Linked DNA regions of Homo sapiens: region 2 is linked to region 1. A link is an interaction called in ENCODE POLR2A ChIA-PET data of the cell type or tissue named here. Cell type or tissue: PC-9. All regions are shown on one strand.

Region 1 (4,000 bases):
TCCCACACAGACAGAGGCGGAGTGTGTAGGCAGAGCGGCCTCCATGCGTCTCTGCAGGCCCAGTGCCATTACGGACCTGAAACAATGCAGGTCCTCCCCAAACAAACATTTCCTAAGTGCTCAAAGAACAGCCATCGCCTTTTATGCTGACATATTTAAATAGAGGCACTTCTGGTGTGCCAGGAATTCACAGCAGATAAAATGGATCTGCTGCCCAGGAGGGGTGAAGCTGCCCACTCTCTTCTCTAATTCAGAATGCTCCCACACCCTGTGCTCTGTCCCAAATGGCACCTGCTCCTACAAATATAGCTCCTGTCACCCAGGAATCTTTCTTTCATCAGGTTGTTTGCATCTTTTCAGGGTTGGAAAAGTCATCGGTGAGAGATTTCCTGCTATCTGTAGACCACCTATGAACATGAAATGAGAGACTGTGAGTGGGGATCGGGTGCTGTGGCTCACACTTGTCATCCCAGCACTTTGGGAGGCTGAAGTAGGGGGATCACTTGAGGCCAGGAGTTTGAGACCAGGTCTGGGCAATATAGTGAGACCCTGTCTCTACAAAAATGAATAAACAGATAAAATAAAAGATTGTGAGTAGAGATATAAAATGAGTTTATACAGGGCTTTCCTGAATTACTTTCCTGTAATCAAACTTTGCCTCAGATAGACGCAGCAGTGGTTTTATAAGACCATAGTTCTTCGGGGAGTATGAGGAAGGCAAACAGAACCACTGGGGGAGATGCTTCAAATCATAAGACAGGCATTCCCCTTGTTCTGGAACATTCTGAAGTCCCATCTACTATGAGTGGTTCCAGAATGGGCCCCCTGCCACAGGATCCCTTGCCCTGGGCAGGACACACAGGTAGAGGGGGCTTCTTCCTGTTTCCTCCTAAGAGCTCAGCTGCCTTGTCCACAGGTACCTAATGCACACCAGCTGAGCTGAAACGAGCTACCGAGGCTAAGACGATTCTGCAGGGGAGAAGAAAGCCCTGCTGATGGCTTGCCACTGTGTTTAGAATTTGTCTCTTTAAGAAATGAACTGAGGCTGGGCACGATGGCTCATGTCTGTAATCCCAACACTTTGGGAGGCCGAGGCGGGCGGATCACGAAGTCAGGAGTTCAAGACCAGCCTGGCCAACCAGGTGAAACCCCGTCTCTACTAAAAATACAAAAACCAGCCAGACGTGGTGGCGGGTGCCTGTAATCCCAGCTACTCAGGAGGCTGAGACGGGAGAATCACTTGAACCTGAGAGGCAGAGGTTGCAGTGAGCCGAAATTTTGCCATTGCACTCCAGCCTGGACAATAGAGCAAGACTCTGTCTCAAAAAACAAAAAAGAAGAAATGACTTGAGACTCTCACATAAGTCTGTGGCAGACTTATACGAGGTGCTGTGGCAGGCCACACACGTGCCAGGTCACAGGAACTAGAGAGCTCAGGTCATGTGTTTTCATGTCATATGTCTATCTTCACATAAGATACAGGCAAGACTGAGTGAAACCAAATTTATCATGCAATGAAAACTTGCTCACATTATTTACAGGACATGGAATGCTTGTAAATAAAAGCTCACACCAAAAAGACTTAATCTCTGAGCAAAAAAAAAAAAAAAACAAACAAACAAAAAAAAAAAACTATCATTTTATCCAGCAATCCCACTACTGGGTGTCTACCCAAAGGAAAGAAATGATTATATCAAAAAGATACCTGCACTCATGTCTACCACCGCACCACCCACAATTGCAAAGATAGGGAATCCACCTAAACATCCATCATTAGAAGATTGGACAAAGATAATGTGGTACATGCATACCGAGGAACACTATTCAGCCATAAAAAAGAATGAAGTCATGTCGTTTGCAGCAACATGGGTGGGTGGAAGTGGAGGCCATTATGTTAAGTGAAATAACTCAGAAACAGAAAGCTAAATACCACATGTTCTCACCCACAAGTGGGAGCTAAATAATGTGTACATGTGAACATACAGAATGGAGTAACACACGTTAGAGGCTTAGAAGGGTAGAAGAATGGGAGGGCATGAGGGAGGAGAAATTACTTAATGGGTACAATGTACATGATTTGGGTGATGGTTACACCAAAAGCTCAGAATTCACCACTACGCAATAGATCCATGTAACAAAACTGTACTTGTACTCCTTAAATTGATACAAAACAAACAAACAAAATCTCTGAGCAAACATCTTGCAGGGTTAAGTCAATTAAAGAGAAAATTCTTTCATTATCGGACTTCTTGGTTGCTAAAAAGGAAAAGTGAAATGTCGCCAGATCAACATTTACTAAACTCTTAAGGTGCTTGGAATTTCCTTGGAATCAAAACACACGTTCACTGACCCCTCTATATTCTGTTAAAACAAACCAAGCGTGAGTAGGTTACCGAGTAGGGACTCTTTCTAGGTTTGCCTGGCAACATAAAGCTTGAGCTCTGAGTGAAAACGTAGGGCCCATTGTTTCATTCCATTGTTTCTGAAGTCCCCCTTGAGTTGAGGAGGTCTCAAAGGGAATGCTGAACTAGAAACAGGGGGGCCCACCCAGCTTCCCATGTAAGAAGCGGGGAACTGGAGTCAAATATCCTTGAGTATCTCTCCTGTTTTTTTCTTTCTTCTAACTTGGGTATTTTTACAAACTTCTATTGTTCTGCTATTTCCTTCTTCCCACCCTCCTTCCCTCTCTCTTCGTAATTTGAGACAAGGTCCCACTCTGCTGCCAAGGCTGGAGTGCAGTGGCACAATCATAGCTCACTGCAGCCTCCAACTCCTGAGCTCAAGTGATCCTCCTGCCCCAGCCTCCTAAGCAGCCAGGACTACAGGAACACGCCACCACATCTTGCTCGTTCTACTGTATTTTCTTAAAAAATAAAGCCAATTGTTGACAAAAGGTTGGTTGGTTTTTTATTTGTTTGTTTGTTTGCCTTAATGTGTGCATTTAACAATCCTCTAGCTGATGATAAGGGATTTATACAATTCTGCAATTCTTCTCATCCCCAGAAGCTGGCAATGGGGAGGCTGCAAGCCCTCCTCTGGGGCCCGTGTGGAAAAGTTGTGAATACCGATGCACTATGACCCAAATGCCAAGAGCTCACAAATGCTCAGAAAACACCAGCATCTCTTCATGGAGGACACAAAGGCCAAAGTGGTAGGACTGCTCCTCTCCCTCTCCTGATCGTGTTCACGTTGCTCTCTTTCTACCACGAATAGGTTTGTCTAAAAGGGGACAAAAAGAAACCAACACAAATGCATTGCTGAGCCAAAGACTGGCTCTTTTCTTCTTACTTTATGTCTGTCTCATCCCAGAGGGTTTCTCCTTTGAGGCAGTGCACTGCCTACTCTCTGATGCCAGGTGGGCACGATGAGGTCACAACACCTCCTAGGATCCAGTGAGCCACATGCTTCCTTGGTCCACCCCACACCACCCCTCCAGCTCCAGGAGACACCTTATTCCACCAGAACCTACAACGCAGCTGCATCCCGCCTCACTGAATGGACAGAATTTCTCCCTTCCACTCTCAAAATAAGATGCAGCAGGGAATCACTTCCACCTCCAATTCTTTAAGCCAAAACCTTCACCATAATTTTTTACAACTCAAGAAAACACAGCGACTGCTCCAAGTAACCCCCAAAAAGATACTCAGTTAGCCTAACTGTTCAACAAATAATGATGATCATTATATGCGAGTTATTGGCTGTAGGAACATATGAACATACAATTCCCAGAAACACCTAAGGCCTTTCCTAAATCATGGGCAGGTCACACCCCCTCTCTGAATTCTATGAATACCTGAGCATTCTCGTGCATCATTACTCAGAAATTGTGTACATTCGTGCTAATTCCAAAGTAGTTGTTTCCCTACTCACCTCCCACCCCAAATGCAGAGATTACATCACATCACACACATCGAGATATTTTGGTCTTTGTAGGCCTCGTAAAAATAGATTTGTTATATCCAGGCATTGCACATAGAGCCAGTAGCATGTTATTTGCAAG
Region 2 (4,000 bases), 330 kb after region 1:
GGGGTTTCACCATGTTGGCCAGGCTGTTCTTGACCACCTGACCTCAAGTGATCCACCTGCCTCAGCCTCCCAAAGTACTGGGATTCCAGACGTGAGCCACCACTCCTGACCCATCTTTTTAAGCTTTCTACCTACATTAATGGACACCAGCAGCTGTGTCTCTACTGCTCTCACCCTTACAGATTCTGCTCCTCTCTGCACGAGCAGGTAGGTGACGGAGCCATAGGAGATGGGCCGTGCTCTGGATGCCTTCTTCAACCCTCACAGACAAGAAAAGCCGTGTTTTCCAGGCCGAGTGTTGCCTGGAAGCCTCTCTCCTATTATTCAAAAGCCCTTCCACCTGTGCCTAATCTAGATGATTCAATGGGGCTTTGCAGTTTAACTGCTTCCTGCCCTCTACATGTTGGTTACGTGTATGCGATCCCAAGTTTGTGAGGGTGCAATTACTTGAAGCAGTAAAGAGGTTGTTGCCAAAACGGAGTCCTCAATCCAAACTCAGCCACTGTTTGCAGAAGAGAATATTCTGGGAATTTCTCAATATGAGTAGCTAATGGTAGTTGTGATTAAAACCTTCTTAGTGTAAATTATAGCAAGCAGAAACAGTGATGACATTTGTCTCTGTGACTGTGATGTAAGAAAGTCCACAGACATGTTATTTAGTACAAATTGACCATCTACTGTGTGCCAGGTGTCATACCAGGTATAGCAAACATACATTTCCATAGTTGAAAAAGAACGTAGAGATCACACATTCCAACCATCCATAGATTGTTGCATCCAATTTACAACATCTCCACCAAGAATAACTCATGGGCCAGGTGCAGCGGCTCACGCCTGTAATCCCACCACTTTGGGAGGCCAAGGCAGGTGGATCACCTGAGGTCAGGAGTTCAAGGCCAGCCTGGCCAACATGGTGAAACCCCATCTCTACAAAAAATATAAAAAGTAGCTGAGCACGGTGGCACATGCCTGTGGTCCCACCTACTCAGAAGGCTGAAGCACAAGTAATTGCTTGAACCTGGGAGGCGGAGGTTGCTGTGAGCCAAGATCACACAACTGCACTCCAGCCTGGGTGACAGAGAGAGACTCGGTCTCAAGAAAACAAACAAACAAACAAAAACTCTTATGGAGAGGAACCCACAGATTCCCATAGCAGTCCATTCTACTTTTACTCAGCTCTGACTGTTAGAAAGTGCTCCCTTGGAGGCTGAGGCAGGAGAATCACTTGAACCTGGGAGTCAAAGGTTGCAGTGAGCCAGAATCGCACCACCGCACTCCAGCCTGACGACAGAGAGACTCCATCTCAAAAAAAAAAAGAAAAGAAAAAAAGAAAGAAAGTGCTCCCTTGGGCCGGGCGCGGTGGCTCACGCCTGTAATCCCAGCACTTTGGGAGGCCGAGGTGGGCGGATCACGAGGTCAGGAGATCGAGACCATCCTGGCTAACACAGTGAAACCCTGTCTCTACTAAAAATACAAAAAAAATTAGCCGGGCGTGGTGGTAGGTGCCTGTAGTCCCAGCTGCTTGGGAGGCTGAGGCAGGAGAATGGCGTGAACTCGGGAGGCGGGGCTTGCAGTGAGCCGAGATCGCGCCACTGCACTCCAGCCTGGGTAACAGCGAGACTCCATCTCAAAAAAAAAAAAAGAAAAAGAAAAAAGAAAGTGCTCCCTTGGGTTAATTCCTTTTTTTTTTTTTTTTTTTTTGAGACCAAGTCTCGCTCTGTCGCCCAGGCTGGAGTGCAATGACGCGATCTCAGCTCACTGTAATCTCTGCCTCTTGGGTTCAAGCAATTCTCCTGCCTCAGCCTCCCGAAAAGCTGGGACTACAGGCACGTGGCACCACACCTGGCTAATTTTTTGTGTTTTTAGTAGAGACAAGGTTTCACTGTGTTGGCCAGGCTGGTCTCAAACTCCTGACTTCAGGTGATCCACCCGCCTCGACCTCCCAAAGTGCCGGGATTACAGGTGTGAGCCACCGCACCCGGCCTCCCTTGGGTTATTTCCTAATTCATAATCATTGCTTATGTGGAAGGAACTATAATCAGCTATATCTCCTCTTGCTAAGAAAAGGAATTATTCCTGTATCTTGTCCTGGCATCCACGTGTCCTCACGGTCTCTTATGATGTGACTCAACAGAAGTTGCGGGCATTTTTTTTCAGACCTAGAAGTTGACAGTTTACCAAACAGGTATTCTGTTTCCTGGCACCAAGTCAGAAATATGTTCCCAGGTTAGTTAAAAGGTGTCGAGGTGTTCGATTTCAGGCGTCTAGCTGATGCTCAGCCCATGCAATTAGGAGCCCGGCCAGAGCAAGTAAATCTTTTAGGCTCTTGGATGATGAGTCACGAATTCCATATAAGGCCCAACTTCCAGCCCCTGGCACTGAGGATGATCATAAGTGTTTGATCCTCTTGAGGCAGTTGCATTTTTACAGGGAGTTCTAACAAAAATAGATTACTCCACCCTGATTATGAGGAAATGCTTTGCTTAAGAAGCAGAAGTAGAGAGGGGGTGGAAAGGCTTGATGGCTGAAAGAAAACACTTGTTTGAAGTTTTCTTTTTCTTTTTCTTTTTTTTTTTGAGAAGGAGTTTCCCTCTTGTCACCCAGGTTGGAGTACAGTGGCGCTATTTTGGCTCACTGCAAACTCCGCTTCCTGGGTTCAAGTGATTCTCCTGCCTCAGCCTCCCGAGTAGCTGGAATTACAGGCACCCGCCAGCACACCCAGCTAATTTTTGTATTTTTGGTAGAGATGGGGTTTTACCATGTTGGCCAGGCTGGTCTTGAACTCCTGACCTCAGGTGATCCACCTGCCTCGGCCTCTCAAAGTGCTGGGATTACAGGCGTGAGCCCGGCCTAAAGTTTTCAAATGTAAAATAATTTTGCTAGAAGACAAACAATGGTTACGAAATTTTTATGGGAAACTTTTTTTTTTTGAGATAGGTTCTCGGTCTGTCATCCAGGCTGATGCGATCACATCTCACTGCAGCCTTGATAACCCAGGCTCAAAGGATCCTCCTGCCTCAGCCTCCCGAGTAGCTGGGACTACAAACACATGCCACCACATCTGGCTAATTTTTTTTTCTTATTTTTTTGTAAAGACAGGGTCTTGCTATGTTGCCAAGGCTGTTCTCAAACTCCTGGGCTCAAGCAATCCTCCTGCCTCAGCCTTCCAAAGTGCTGGAATTACACCTGTGAGACTCCATGCCCAGCTAGGAAACTATTTTGAATTTAGCATTCCCTACCCACTCAGATTATCGATCAAATGTGAAGCAATCAAAGAGACACTATTAAGATGTGCACAGGAGAACTTGGAAGATGTATTCCACAAGTACTCACCATGAAAAAGATGCTCAGGAACTACTTTGACAAAACAAAAGAGGAATTAAAGAAAGGGAAAGAAATTGGATAAAAAAAAAAAAAAAAAGAAGGACTGGCTGGGCACGGTGGCTCACTCCTGTAATCCCAGCGCTTTGGGAGGCCAAGGTGGGTGGATCACCTGAGGTCAGGAGTTTGAGACCAGCCTGGACAACATGGCGAAACCCTGTCTCTACTAAAAATACAAAAAATTAGCCGGGTGTGGTGGTGCATGCCTGTAGTCCCAGCTACTCAGAAGGCTGAGGCAGAAGAATTGCTTGAACCCAGGAGGCGGAGGTTGCAGTGAGCCAAGATCACACCAGTGTACTCCAGCTTGGGTGACAGAGCAAGACTCTGTCTCAAAAAACATATAAATAATTAATTAATTAAATTTTTAAAAGAAGGATTGTCAAGTCTCACCCAGAAGATGTGGCATGTAATGTTGGGGGTGGGCGGTGCAGGAGAGATAGGGGCCGGGGGAAGGAGGGCGGGGAAGGGGGCCGCAAGCTGGAGCTGTCAAGCGGCAAAATTCTAAAGCCAGAAGACTGAATTTCTGTTTTTATGGGTCCATACCTGTCCATTTGAGGAGTCCTTTCTTGAATAACTCAAAGCTCTTTGAAAATATTTATCTCCCTTGATCCTGGTCTCT

The links. Peaks named below come from ENCODE experiments on the same cell type or tissue, not always from the same donor. Only the 100,000 strongest peaks of a DNase experiment are listed, where the experiment ranks them.
Region 2: POLR2A ChIA-PET joins it to region 1 with 6 read pairs; 2 of 35 experiments call an interaction of 5 or more read pairs at or near these places.

Annotation. Positions count from the first base shown.
Region 1 is chr10:12,598,805-12,602,804 of GRCh38, reverse strand. All of the region lies in intron 2 of CAMK1D (calcium/calmodulin dependent protein kinase ID), which reads right to left. Among named protein-coding and RNA genes, the nearest start is that of MIR4480, 22 kb to the right of the region's middle. In PC-9, no CTCF peak of the experiment used is centred here; no DNase peak of the experiment used is centred here.
Region 2 is chr10:12,269,431-12,273,430 of GRCh38, reverse strand. No RefSeq gene overlaps it. Among named protein-coding and RNA genes, the nearest start is that of CDC123, 75 kb to the right of the region's middle. In PC-9, no CTCF peak of the experiment used is centred here; DNase peaks (open chromatin) are centred at 2,320 and 2,880; H3K4me3 peaks cover 292 bases; H3K27ac peaks cover 1,677 bases.